Regions from separate parts of the Homo sapiens genome. Here region 2 is linked to region 1. The links are chromatin contacts, found by Hi-C or POLR2A ChIA-PET in ENCODE. All regions are on one chromosome and are shown on one strand. The core of a region is the stretch at or near the end of the contact, and the rest is flanking DNA. Distances in the headings are between cores, read along the strand shown.

The links. Hi-C counts contacts between places; a loop is a spot of excess contacts on that map. ChIA-PET counts read pairs that join two places held with the same protein, here RNA polymerase II (POLR2A). Pooled maps may share reads with other maps.
Region 2: a pooled map shows a loop between it and region 1 (3-fold over the local background). The contact joins two enhancer-like sites. A Hi-C loop is called at or near these places in 2 of 168 maps with a recorded cell type or tissue (mammary epithelial cell and sciatic nerve), 1 of 37 single-sample maps with no recorded cell type and 6 of 50 pooled maps. POLR2A ChIA-PET finds 5 or more read pairs at or near these places in 7 of 52 experiments (A549, H1, HEK293 and 4 more).

Annotation. Positions count from the first base shown.
Region 1 is chr1:32,758,520-32,764,687 of GRCh38, reverse strand. All of the region lies in intron 1 of NHSL3 (NHS like 3), which reads right to left. Among named protein-coding and RNA genes, the nearest start is that of NHSL3, 20 kb to the right of the region's middle. RefSeq lists a silencer at 2,664-2,884 and enhancers at 3,519-4,402, 4,403-5,285. Within about 2 kb of position 4,412, at least 23 of the 41 ENCODE cell types and tissues checked have a DNase peak (open chromatin) inside an H3K27ac peak, as active enhancers do; they include PC-9, where a contact is called at or near this core.
Region 2 is chr1:32,794,542-32,801,209 of GRCh38, reverse strand. It overlaps YARS1 (tyrosyl-tRNA synthetase 1), which reads left to right. Exons shown (of 13, transcript NM_003680.4): 5 at 3,367-3,447. Among named protein-coding and RNA genes, the nearest start is that of YARS1, 19 kb to the left of the region's middle. RefSeq lists an enhancer at 1,793-1,922. Within about 2 kb of position 2,054, at least 7 of the 41 ENCODE cell types and tissues checked have a DNase peak (open chromatin) inside an H3K27ac peak, as active enhancers do; they include PC-9, where a contact is called at or near this core.

The DNA of each region.
Region 1 (6,168 bases), core at 3,163-5,662:
CAGCCTGGCCCAACATGGTGAAACCCTGTCTCTACTAAAATTAAAATTAAAAATTAGCTTGGTGTGGTGGTGCATGCCTGTAATCTCAGCTACTCGGGAGGCCGAGGCAGGAGAATCTCTTGAACCTGGGAGCCGAAGACTGCAGTGAGCCAAGATCCCACCACTGCACTCCAGCCTGGATGACAGAGCAAGACTCCATTTCAAAAAAAAAAAAAAGAAAAAAACAAGATGGTTGTATCCATTCACTTGATCAGCAAACATGTGTTAACCTAGTACTAGGGACTATAGTTAATGGAGAAGAACTTTATCTTGTTCACCAGTTTATCCCCAGAGGCTAAATCAGTGCCTGGAACATGTTATGAGTTGAGTTCAAAAAATATTTGATGAATACATGGATGAGGTAAACTAACAATGTAATTTTGGGTAGTGAAGACTCCAGAGCTGTAACAGGAAGCTTTGGTGGGGCCGGGGGGCGGGGAGAGTGGTTTAGTTAGGTTGTCAAGAAAAGCCCCTCTAAGAAAAGAATAGGCTGGGCATGGTGGTTCACACCTGTAATCCCAGCACTATGGGAGGCCGAGGCAGGAAGATGGCTTGTGGTCAGGAATTCAAGATCAGCCTGGGCAACAAGGCAAGATCCTATCTCTACAAAAAACTTTGAAAATTACCCAGGCGTGGTGACTCACAGCTGGGGTCCCAGATATTGGGAGGCTAAGACAGGAGGATTGCTTGAGCCTGGGAGGTTGGGGCTGCCGTGAGCCATGTTTGAGCCACTGCACTCCCGCCTGAGTGACAGGCATCTTTAAAAAATAAAATCAGCCAGGCGCGGTGGCTCACACCTGTAATCCCAGCACTTTGGGAGGCCAAGGCAGGCAGATCACCTGAGGTCAGGAGTTTGAGACCAGCCTGGCCAACATGGTGAAACCCTGTCTCTACTAAAAGTACAAAAAAATTAGCCGGGCGTGGTGGTACACACCTGTAATTCCAGCTACTCGGGAGGCTGAGGCAGGAGAATCGCTTGAACCCGGGAGGCAGAGGTTGCAGTAAGCTGAGATCCCGCTACTGCACTCCAGTCTGGGCAAGAGTGAGACTCTGTCTCAAAAATAAATAAATAAAATACAATAAAATAAACAGAAAAGGACATTGGAACTGACACTTGAATACTGAGGAGCCAGTCAGGGCAGGTACCTGGGGAAGAGTCTTCTAGACAGGCTACAGCAAGTGGAAAGGCCTTGAGGCAGGAGTGGTGGATTTCAAGGAAGAGAGAGGAGGCCAGTATGGCTGGAGGATTGAGCAATGGAAAGAATGGTAGGAGACGGAATCAGAGGAGAGCAGGCGACAGGTCAGGCTGGGCCCCATAAGCCTTGAGGGTTTCAGCTGGGTAGTGACACTGTTAAAAAATATTCTGGCCGTGCACGGTGGCTCACGCCTGTAACCCCAGCACTTTGGGAGGCTGAGGCAGGTGGATCACTTGAGGTCAGGAGTTCAAGACCAGCCTGACCAACATGGTGAAACCTTGTCTCTACTAAAAACACAAAAATGAGCCGGGCATGGTGGTGGTGTGTACCTGTAGTCCCAGCTACTCAGGAGGCAGAGGTGAGAGAATTGCTCAAACCCAGGAGGCAGAAGTTGCAGTGAGCTGAGATTGCACCATTGCACTCCAGCCTGGGTGACAGAGAGAGACTCCGTCTCAAAAAAAAAAAAAAAAAAAATTCCAGGCTAGCACTGTGGCTCACACCTGTAATCCTAGCACTTTGGGAGGCTGAGGTGGGCAGATCACCTGAGGTCAAGAGTTCAAGACCGGGCCGGGCGTGGTGGCCCATGCCTGTAATCCCAGCACTTTGGGAGGCCAAGGTGGGTGGATCACGAGGTCAGGAGTTTGAGACCAGCCTGGTCAATATGGTGAAAGCCCGTCTCTACTAAAAATACAAAAATTAGCAAGGCGCGGTGGCGGGCGCCTGTAATCCCAGCTACTTGGGAGGCTGAGGCAGGAAAATCGCTTGAATCCGGGAGGCAGAGATTGCAGTGAGCCGAGATCGCAGCCATTGCATTCCAGCCTGGGCAAGAGAGCAAAAAAATTCCGTCTCAAAAAAAAAAATAAATAAAAGATTTCCTGGGAGGCTGGGCTTGAGCCCAGGAGTTCGAGGTTACAGTGAGCTATAATTGTACCACTGCACTACAGCCTGGGCAACACAGTAAGTCCCTGTCTCTAAAAAAAAAAAAGTAAATATATAAAAATAAAGCTTAAAAAAAAAAAAGATTCCCCTGATAACTCTAAAAAACATAGCAGAGACTGTGAAAGAGAGTCTGTGAACTATATATATGTATCTGTGCAGTATCCCACCAGCCGTGCCTAAGGACACCTCTCTGTCATAGCATCTTTCTCTCTGAGTCCCTAGGGAACTAAAAATTCACAGAGGCTCCCAAGCAACACGACCCCCCTGCAGTTCCTTCCCCAGTTGCTGCCACCCTAACACTGGCCTCTTGGAGACTACTCAAGTACAAGCTGAGATCTTGCTCTCCAGAGAACAAACATTTGTGGAGCTGAATAGTCACATCAACAAATCAATGAGATCTAAACAATAATCCTAAGAAGTAGGCACTTTTATTCCCATTTTATAGATGAGGAAATGGAAACCAGAGGGAGCAAGCATTATAAAGCTGCCCTCTCTGGCCTCCATGGTGTAAATGGCAAAGCAGTATTCTCACTCAGAACAACTTGAATCCAAAAGCCACGTTCTGTGCACTGTGCCAGCTACAAACCTGATCTCCCCTCTGAAAAAGGGTCATGGGACCCCATCATCCCTACAAATTGGAGGTTTCTCGACCACCTACCTTCCCCACTCTTCCCCTCTTAGGCCAGATCCACCCACCCACCCACTCTTCTTATCAGTCTCACACAAACAGAAAAGACCAGTAGACCGACATTTGCAGGGTGATTAATTCATGCCAGGCACCATGCCAGGTCGTGGTGAAAGGCAAAACGTAGTCTCTGTCCTCATGGCTCTTACAAAAGTTCTTCGAGGCAGGTACTGGAAGGTACTTTCCTAGTAATTGATCATGGGCCTGCGAGGCTCAGAGAGCTAAGTGACTTCCTGAACTCTGGCTGGCTCTAAAACTGGAGCCTTTCACCACACAGGACAGTCATCTTCAGCTACCCTCTAACCAGGGAAACTAAGGGCTGAGCTCCTGCCAAGATGGGGGTGGAGGAACATCAGCTCATCAAGGTCCCAGGCCCACAGCTGGCAGTCAGGGCCACAGCTGCAAATTCCCAGAGATCCAAGGGCTTACACTTGATAACATCTGGTTGCCCCAGCGACACCCCTCCCCCTCCCCACCCAAGTCAGAGCTCGCAGCCTCTCCGAGTCACCCCAGATCTATACACCTGTGGCTCGCTTGGGGAGGGGCTCAGCAACCTGAGTCTCAGGTGACTGGGAGGGGTACTTCACAAAGAAACTGAGGTCCAGAGAGTGGAAAGACCTTGCCCACAGCCACGCTTAGAGTCCTTGTTCCAGGGATTTCTGCCCCTGGCAGTCCAGAGGTGCAGCCTAGGGCTGAGGCCATGAGGGAAGCATCCCATACCACACCCCCATCCCCAACATGCCTGGGGGAGGAGGCTTCCTGGATCTGAGAAGACACCTTGCTCCTGGTGGCCACGCCCCCAGCACGGAGGGCACACCGGGAAGCACACCTGCGGGCTCCTCAACTCAGAGACAGTTTACCAGGGCAGAGACTCAGGCAGCAGGCAGCGTCCCACTGGGGCCACCTCCGCAGGTGGGCACTCTCAAAACCACACCCACATGGCCGGGTGCGGTGGCTCACACCGGTAATCCCAGCACTTTGGGAGGCCAAGGCGGGTGGATCGCGAGGTCAGGAGTTCAAGACCAGCCTGGCCAACGCCGTGAAAGCCCGTCTCTACTAAAAATACAAAAATTAGCTGGGCATGGTGTCGAGCTCCTGTAATCCCGGCTACTCAGGAGGCTGAGGCAGGAGAATCGCTTGAACCCAGGAGGCGAAGGTTGCAGTGAGCCAAGACCACGCCATTGCACTCCAGCCTGGGTGACAGAGTGACACTCGGTCTCAAACAAAAAAAAAAAAAAAACACACACACACACCCATAAAGCACACCTAAGCCACCCTAGTCCCTGCCTTCCTCACCCATGAGCGACCGCACAGACCCACACAGGGCCTGCCAAGGGGCTGTGTGTACAGAAAAACAGGTGTGTGTAGCCCCTACTCAGGGGCTTTCCTAAGCCTGGGGAAAGGGAAGAATCGGGGAGGGAGCCACTGCCTCCCAAGGCCACGCGCATGCGCACGCACTGTCTTGGCAACATCCTCCATGGGGTGAGGCCTCAACCTGCCCCATTCCAGAGCAAGGGGCGGGGGTGGTGGCGCGCCCACAGCCAGGCAGGCCTGACTCAGGGGAGAGGAATGAAGGGGGAGGGCACAGCTGTCCAGGTGGCCTTGCTCAGGAGGCCGAACCCTCTGAAGCCAACCCAGCCCCCAACTCCCTACTCCTGTCTGAACTGTCCCTGGCCAGCCCATGAGCCAGAATGCTGGGTGTTCAGAGGCCCTTAGCCTCAACCCCTCACTGCACAGGTGGACAAACGAAGGCCCCCGCTCCCCAACCATTACACATTCTAGAAGCAGAAGCAGAAACCAGAATGTAGATTTTATTCCCAAAGAGGCAAGACAAAGGAAAATGAGCATAACAAACTTTCAGGTGGAGGCACTTTACGGTTCTCAAAACACTTTCTCTTCTACTGTCTCGCAGAACACCTAACAAGAAAGTTAAAAGGCAGGAGTGGTTTCCTTTTTACAAATGAGCACCAGGAGGCTCAAGGGAAAGTGACTAACTTGCTCAAGGTCACCCAACCAGGGAGTGGTTGAACCTGGGTCTCACTCCAACAACCTTAGTGATCCTAAGTCTGAGAAAGTTAATGGGTAAGGGCAGTTGGGGGAGGGGCACGACCTCAATCTCTGCCCAAAGAAAGTAGGGGCTCTGCACCCCACCTGTGCCGGAATCCCTCTCCTTCCTTCCCTTGGTGTCCAGCCCCACCCCAGCAGGGACAGAGCTGACAGGCCGGTTCTAAGGTAAATAATGGGGGGCAGGGAGTGCCCAGAGCAGGGAGGGGAGGAGCCCATCCCACAGGGTGCCCTGGGGGAACAGGCAGTAGTGCACGGAGGAATTAGCTACGATAATATTAATAAATGTCCTAATGAGTTTCTGGGCCAGTATTTGCTCCCAGCAATGACATAATAATCCCTTTCAGCCAAGGCGCAATTCTAACTTTCCACAGCCCTTTCCTTAGTTCCTTCAAGGCATGATTATCCCCATCTTATGGATGCCAGAGGCAGACACCACAGAGTAAGGAGAAGAAAGAGCTGGGAATCAGGAGGTCTGGATTCCAGGCCTTGGATGAAGGAATTGGCCTCTCTGGGCCTCAGTCCCCTCATCTGTAAGGTGGGACTAACACCCACATCACAGAGTGCCTGGGAACCTTAAAGAAAGCCACACAATCTAGTGTAAACCCTGACCCCAAGGGTCAGAGACTTGCCCAAGGTCACACTGCTAGAAATGGCAGAGGCAGGATGTGAGCCCAACTCTGACTGGCTGCAAAATCATGTTCTTCCTATGCCACCAGCAGCCTCCTCTCCCCACCACTCCAGCTCTCTTCAAATCTCAAGTAAGGTTAAGGACCATTAAGATAAGGTCTGATAAGGAACACTTGACATCAGCTCCCTATCTCTCCTTAGTGACACCCCTCCATGTGGCAGCCCTAACCCCTCAGTTTGGGAAGGAAGGGAATTCCAGGCCCAGACCAGATCTCACTGCCCTGGAGTGAGGATTCCTAGGTTGGAGCTTTCATTTCCCCTTAATTGCAACATGATCCTGAGCCAGGTACTGTGCTTTTCTGGGCCTCAGTTTCTTCATCTGAGATGTGGCAGGGGTTGGAGAGATGATCTTCAAAGAGCCCTCACCATGGATGACTTTGCCCCTAGAAGGAAGGGGGGTCAGTGCTTCCCTTCCTTGAGTCGGGGCCTGGGGCAGCAAGGAGATTCCGCTTATCTCAGATCCCTGGGATCAGAGAGAGCTGGACCAGCCTCTTATCTGGAAGCCCGGGGCTCCCACAAGCAAGTCACCCAAGCAGTTGATCACAAGTCTCCCCA
Region 2 (6,668 bases), core at 805-3,304, 39 kb before region 1:
TTTCTATTCCTTCTCCAACCTATAGGCCTTCCTGTGTGTCTCTCGTCTTCCTTCCCCGCTTCCTGGGAAGCTCTTTTACTTCTTCCATTATAATTCCTTCTCTACCTGTCTGTCCTTTAAGACATTGTTCATCTCATACATCTTTATATTAATCATAATCCTTTTTATCATAATCTTAATAAAGGAAATAAACTTCAGAGCGATATGTGAAAATAAATTTGAGCATGATCCTATTTTCTGTTAAAACAAATACATGTTTTAACAGAAACATCCTTCTGTTTCCTTTGTGTGCACATATATTTGTACGAGCAAGGAGAAGGGTAGAAAAATACAAACCAGGCGGGTGCAGTGGCTTACGCCTGTAATCCCAGCACTTTGGGAGGCCAAAACGGGCAGATCACGAGGTCAGGAAATCGAGACCATCCTGGCTAACATGGTGAAACCCCATCTCTACTAAAAATACAAAAAATTAGCCAGGTGTGGTGACGGGCGCCTGTAGACCCAGCTACACAGGAGGCTGAGGCAGGAGAATGGCATGAACCTAGGAGGCGGAGCTCGCACCACTGCACTCCAGCCTGGGTGACAGACAGTGCAAGACTCCATCTCCAAAAAAAAAAAGAAAAGTACAAACCAAGCTGTTGATACTGTTTACCTTGTGAAGGCAGGATGAAAATATGGATAGACTTCACTTTTTCTTTGTATATCTGTATAATTTTTTTTAATTAAATTTTTTGTAGAGACAGGGTCTCACTATGTTGTCTAGGCTGGTCTTGAACTCCTGGCCTCAAGTGATCCTCCTGCCTTAGTCTCCCAAAGTGCTGAAATTGCAGGCGTAAGCCAACACGTCTAGCCCTTTATAATGCTTGATATGAGAAAATAAAATTTTCCCTTGTCACCTCAAAGAGATATTTTCCAAGGTTAAACCTGGAGCTGGGCGCAGTGGCTGGCACCTGTAATCCCAACACTTTGGGAGACCAAGACAGGCAGATCACTTGAGGTTGGGAGTTCAAGACCAGCCTGACCAACATGGTGAAACCCCATCTCTGCCAAATAATACAAAAATTAGCCAGGTGTGGTGGCATGCCCCTGTAGTCCCAGCTACTTGTGAGGCTGAGGTGGGAGAATCGCTTGAACGCAGGAGGTGGAGGTTGCAGTGAGCCGAGATCATGCCACTGCCCTCCAGCCTGGGTGACAGAGTGAGACCCTATCTTAAAAAAAGAAAACCCGGAGACATGCTAGTTCTGCACTGTTGGCTGGGCGCCATGGTTTATGCCTATAATCCCAAGTCCAAGGCAGGAGGATCGCTTGAGGCCAGGAGTTCAAGACCAGCCTAGGCAACGTAGCAAGACTCCATCTCTGTTTTATTCTGTGTGTGTGAGACTCCATCTCTAAAAAAAAAGAAAGAAAGAAAAAACTAGGTCTGTACTGTCTAATGTGGTAGCCTCTAGTCCTAGTCATATGTGGCTATTAAATAAAATGGAAATTTTTGTTCTCTAGTCACATTGGCTATATATCAAGTTCTTGGTTAGCTACTATATTGGACAGCACAGACATATAATATATTCATCACCACAGAAGATTCTGTTGGATAATGCTGTTCTAGACTGTTCCTGCTTGTTCAGCCTTCTCTTCCTCTTCCCTTCAGCCAATTATGCACTAAATCTTATCGATTCTACTTTTTTAAAATGTCTTAAATTCATTCTTGCTCTGCGTCCTCATTGTCTTTTGTCCATCGATATTTCTCACTTAGACTTTCACAATAGCCTTTGAGGCATTCACTTTGTCTCCAACCCATGAGTCTCCAGTCTCTGCCCTGCCCTGTTACTGTTGAGATCTTCCTACAGTGCTGGTCATATTTCTCCTCTCCTTAAAACCTTTCATTGGCCAAGATAACACTAGGCACCCTAGCATGACATTTCATGGTCTTTACCTACTTTTCTAACCTCATCAGTCACTACTTCCCACCTCCCTTGAAGTTCGTACTTTTGCAGACTGAATCACTCAAAATTTCCCTAAACACTTCACACCTCTGTGCCTTCTCACATTCTATTTCCTCTGCATGGTGAAAAACATCTATATGTTGTTCAAAACCAAGCTTAGCCCACAATCTGATTCTAGGAAGACTTCTCCACACCCATCTTACTAAATAGAGATAATTTCTTCTTTTATGTCAACACTGTTCCTTATATGAACATCTGGGTTAACCCTTAGCACGCTGAGTTGAAATGATCTGTTTACATGTCTCTCCCCAGCTGGATAATTGGGCTTCTTGAAGGGAGAGTCTGGGTCTGATTTATCTCACCATCCACGGAGCTGGCAGCAGGCCTGGCATGTCATAAGTGACAGTCACTGTTTTATTTATTTATTTTAATTTAATTTTATTTTTTGAGACAGGGCTTCACTCTGTCTCCCAGGCTCGGGTGCAGTGGCACGATCATGGCTCACCGCAGCCACGACCTCTCTGGGCTTAGGTGATCCTCCTACCTCAGCCTCCTGAGTAGCTGGGACTATAGATGCGCACCATCACACTTGGCTAATTTCTTTTTGTTTGTTTGTTTGTTTTTTATTTTTGGAGAGACACCCGGGCTCAAGTGATCTTTCCACCTCAGCCTCCCAAAGTGCTGGGATTACAGGCGTGAGCCATCGCACCCAGACAGTCACTGTTTTCTAGTTCAGTCTTACCTTTTTCCCGAATTCTCACAGGACTTCTTTATGCTACTTATATTTCATTTGTCACAGGCCACCTTATTCAGTAGAATACCTTTGGCATGACTATGGTTTGTTTTCTTCTTCTCTCCCTCCCTGCAGGATTCTGCATATCCTGAGGGCAGAGACTACTCTTATTTTTTTATCCCATGACATCCACATAGAGTAATGTTCACCGCAAACACTCAGCAACTGTCTTTGCAGCTTTTGAGGCCAAGAGGGAAGCTGACTGCTGTTTATTTTCTTCTTGGCTTTACCTTCTGAAAAATCTAGTAATTTCCTAAAGTTTCTGATTTCTCAGACCCATATAGAAGAAATAAAGTAGATGTTTAGGCTGGGCATGGTGGCTCTCGCCTGTAATCCCAGCACTTTGGGAGGCCAAGGTGGGTGGCCAAGGTGAGCTCAGGATTTTAAGGCCAGCCTGGGCAACATGGCAAAACGTTGTCTCTACTAAAAATACAAAAAATTAGCCGGGCGTGGTGGTGCATGTCTGTAATCCCAACTACTCGGGAGGCTGAGGCAGGAGACTCACTTGAACCTGAGAGGCAGAGGTGGCAGTGAGCCGAGATCACGCCACAGCACTCCAGCCTGGGCGACAGAGCGAGACTCTGTCTCAAAAAAATAAAGTAGATGTTTATGTTCATGTGTTTCTTTCCACAGGCTTTGGATGAAGAGTATTTAAAAGTAGATGCCCAATTTGGAGGCATTGATCAGAGAAAGATTTTCACCTTTGCAGAGAAGGTGAGTGTCTGCTTTCCTGTCTTTTTTCACTTGCACCTCAGAGGTATGCAGCTGTGTTTATTGAACTATGATGTGTCAGTCCCACTAGTCATAGTGTATGGTAAATATTCTCCTTGTTTTGCAGATGAGAACACTGAGGATAGAAGATAAGAAGTTGTCCAATATCACACAGTTAGTAACTGAGCAGGAATTATTAGTACCCAGATCTTTCAAACTCCAGAGCCCATGTGCCTGGTGACAACCAGGAAGCTGCTCCCGCACCTGTTGGATTTACTCCTTTCCTAATAGCCCAGTTTCCAAGGAGAGGCATTACCAGTTGGAACTACTGTCCTTTCACAGAGCATTTGGTTCGCATTTCCCAGCATCTTTTTCTTTTTCTTGTCTTTTTTTTGAGACAAGTTCTCACTCTGTCGCCCAGGCCAGAGTGCAGTAATGCGGTCATGGCTCATCACAGCCTCGACAGCCTGGGCTCAAGCAGTTCTCCCACCTCAGCCTCCCAAGTAGCTGGGACCACAGGTGCATGCCACAACACCCGGGTAGTTTTAAAATTACTTGTAGGGATGAGGCCTCCCTGTGTTGCCCAGGCAGGTCTCAAACCCCTGGGCTCAAGCAGTCTTCCTGCCTTGGCCTCCCAAAGTGCTGGGATTATAGGTGAGATCCACTGTGCCTGGCTTAGTTTTTTGATATAGTTAATGAATACAGAAATGCTTACTATATATATATATATATATATATATATATATATATATATATATATATATATATATTTTTTTTTTTTTTTTTTTTTTTTTTTTTTTGAGACTGAGTTTCGCTATTGTCACCCAGGCTGGAGTGCAATGGCTCACTCTCGGCTCACTGCAACCTCCACCTCCCGGGTTCAAGCGATTCTCCTGCCTCAGCCTGCCGAGTAGCTGGGATTACAGGTGCCTGCCACCATGCCTAGGTAATTTTTATATTTTTAAGTAGAGATGGGGTTTCACCATGTTGGCCAGGCTGGTTTTGAACTCCTGACCTCAGGTGATCCACCCATCTCAGCCTTCCAAAGCACTGGGATTACAGGTGTGAGCCACTGCACCCAGCCACAATATAAATTTTTTGAGGGCCAGGCACTGTGGCTCATGCCTGTAATCCTAGCACGTTGGGAGGCTGAGGCAGGAGGATCATTTGAGCCCAGGAGTTTGAGACCAGCCTGGGCCACATAGCAAGACTCTGTCTCCACAATAAAATAAAAAATTAGCCAGGCACGCCTCTGTAGTCCCAGCTATTCAGGAGGCCGAGGCAGAATAATTGCTTGAGCCCAGGAGGTGTGATCCTGGCTGCAGTGAGCCATGATCACACCATCACACTCCAAACTGGGTGACAAAGCAAGACCTTGTCTCTGAAAAAAAAAACAAAAAAGAAAAAAATAAATACATTTTTTGATTATTTCTTATTATTTGTTTTTTGTTGTTTTTTGTTTGTTTTTTAAAGACAGAGTCTCACACTGTTGCCTGGGCTGGAGTGCAGTGGCGCGATCTCGGCTCACTGCAACCTCTGTTTCCCAGGTTCAAGTGACTCTCTTTGCCTCAGCCTCCCAAGTAGCTGGGATTACAGGTGCCTGCCACCACACCCGGCTAATTTTTTTGTATTTTTAGTAGAGACGGAGTTTCACTATGTTGGCCAGGCTGATCTCGAACTCCTGACCTCATGATCCACCCATCTCAGCCTGTCAAAGTACTGGGATTACAAGCATGAGCCACTGCACCTGGCCTATTATTTCATTGTATCTGCTTGATTAACTTTTTAGTTGGACCTCCTTTTATTATTAAAGCAGGGATTTGGCCCATACCTTGTTTTTGTATGACTCATGAGCTAAGAATGGTTTTTACATTGTTTAAGGATTGTGAAAAAAGATGAAGAATAAGCAGTAAAGAGCATATGTGGCCCATAAAGCCTAAAATCTTTTTTTTTTTTTTTTGAGAGGGAGTCTCGCTTTGTCACCCATGCTGGAGTGCAGTGGCACAATCTTGGCTCACTGCAACCTCTGCCTCTTGGGTTCCAGCAATTCTCCTGCCTCAGCCTCCCAAGTAGCTGGGACTACAGGCGCGTGCCACCACACCCAGCTAATTTTTGTATTTTTAGTAGAGACAGGGTTTCACCATGTTGGCCAGGAATGGTCTTGATCTCTTGACCTCATGATCTGCCCGCCTTGGCCTCCCATAGTGCTAGGATTACAGACGTGAGCCACTGCACCCAGCCCCTAAAATCTTTATTAACTGGCCCTTTCTAAAACAGTTTGCCCATCCCTGCCCTAGAGATTACAACACATATCCTTGCAATTTATTACAGTTTAAGTTAGATATTTTTACCACTGCCCAACAATGCAAGAAACAGTTTTACTACATTTTTCCTCCAACAACAGTTGGAGTAAAACTCATTTTTTGTTTGTTTGTTTTTTGTTTTTTGAGATGGAGTCTTGCTCTGTCGCCCAGGCTGGAGTGCAATAGCGCCATCTCGGCTCACTGCAACCTCCACCTCCCGGGTTCACGCCATTCTCCTGCCTCAGCTTCCCAAGTAGCTGGGACTACAGGCGCCCGCCACCACACCCTGCTAATTTTTTGTATTTTTAATAGAGACGGGGTTTCACCGTGTTAGCCAAGGTGGTCTCGGTCTCCTGACCTCATGATCCTCCGACCTTGGCCTCCCAGAGTGCTGAGATTACAAGCGTGAGCCACCGCGCCTGGCAAAACTCATCTTTTTTTTTTTTTTTTTTTTTTTTTTGAGACAGAGTCTTGCTCTGTCACCAGGCTGGAGTGCAGTGGCGTGATCTTGGCTCACTGCAACCTCCGCCTCCCGGGTTCAAGCCATTCTCCTGCCTCAGCCTTCCGAGTAGCTGGGATTACAGGCTCCCAACCATGTCCAGCTAATTTTTGTATTTTTAGTAGAGATGGGGTTTCACCATGTTGGCCAGGTTGGTCTCCATCTCCTGACCTCGTAACCCACCTGCCTCGGCCTCCCAAAGTGCTGGGATTACAGGCATGAGTCACCGCACCCAGCCTCAAAACTCATTTTTGACATAAATTTTAAATCCCTTGGCTGGGCGCAATGGGTCACTCCTGTAATCCCAGCACTTTGGGAGGCCAAGACAGGCAGATCACCTGAGGTCAGAAGCTTGAGACCAGCCTGGCCAACATGATGAAACCCCGTCTCTAGTAAAAATACAAAAATTAGCCAGACGCAGT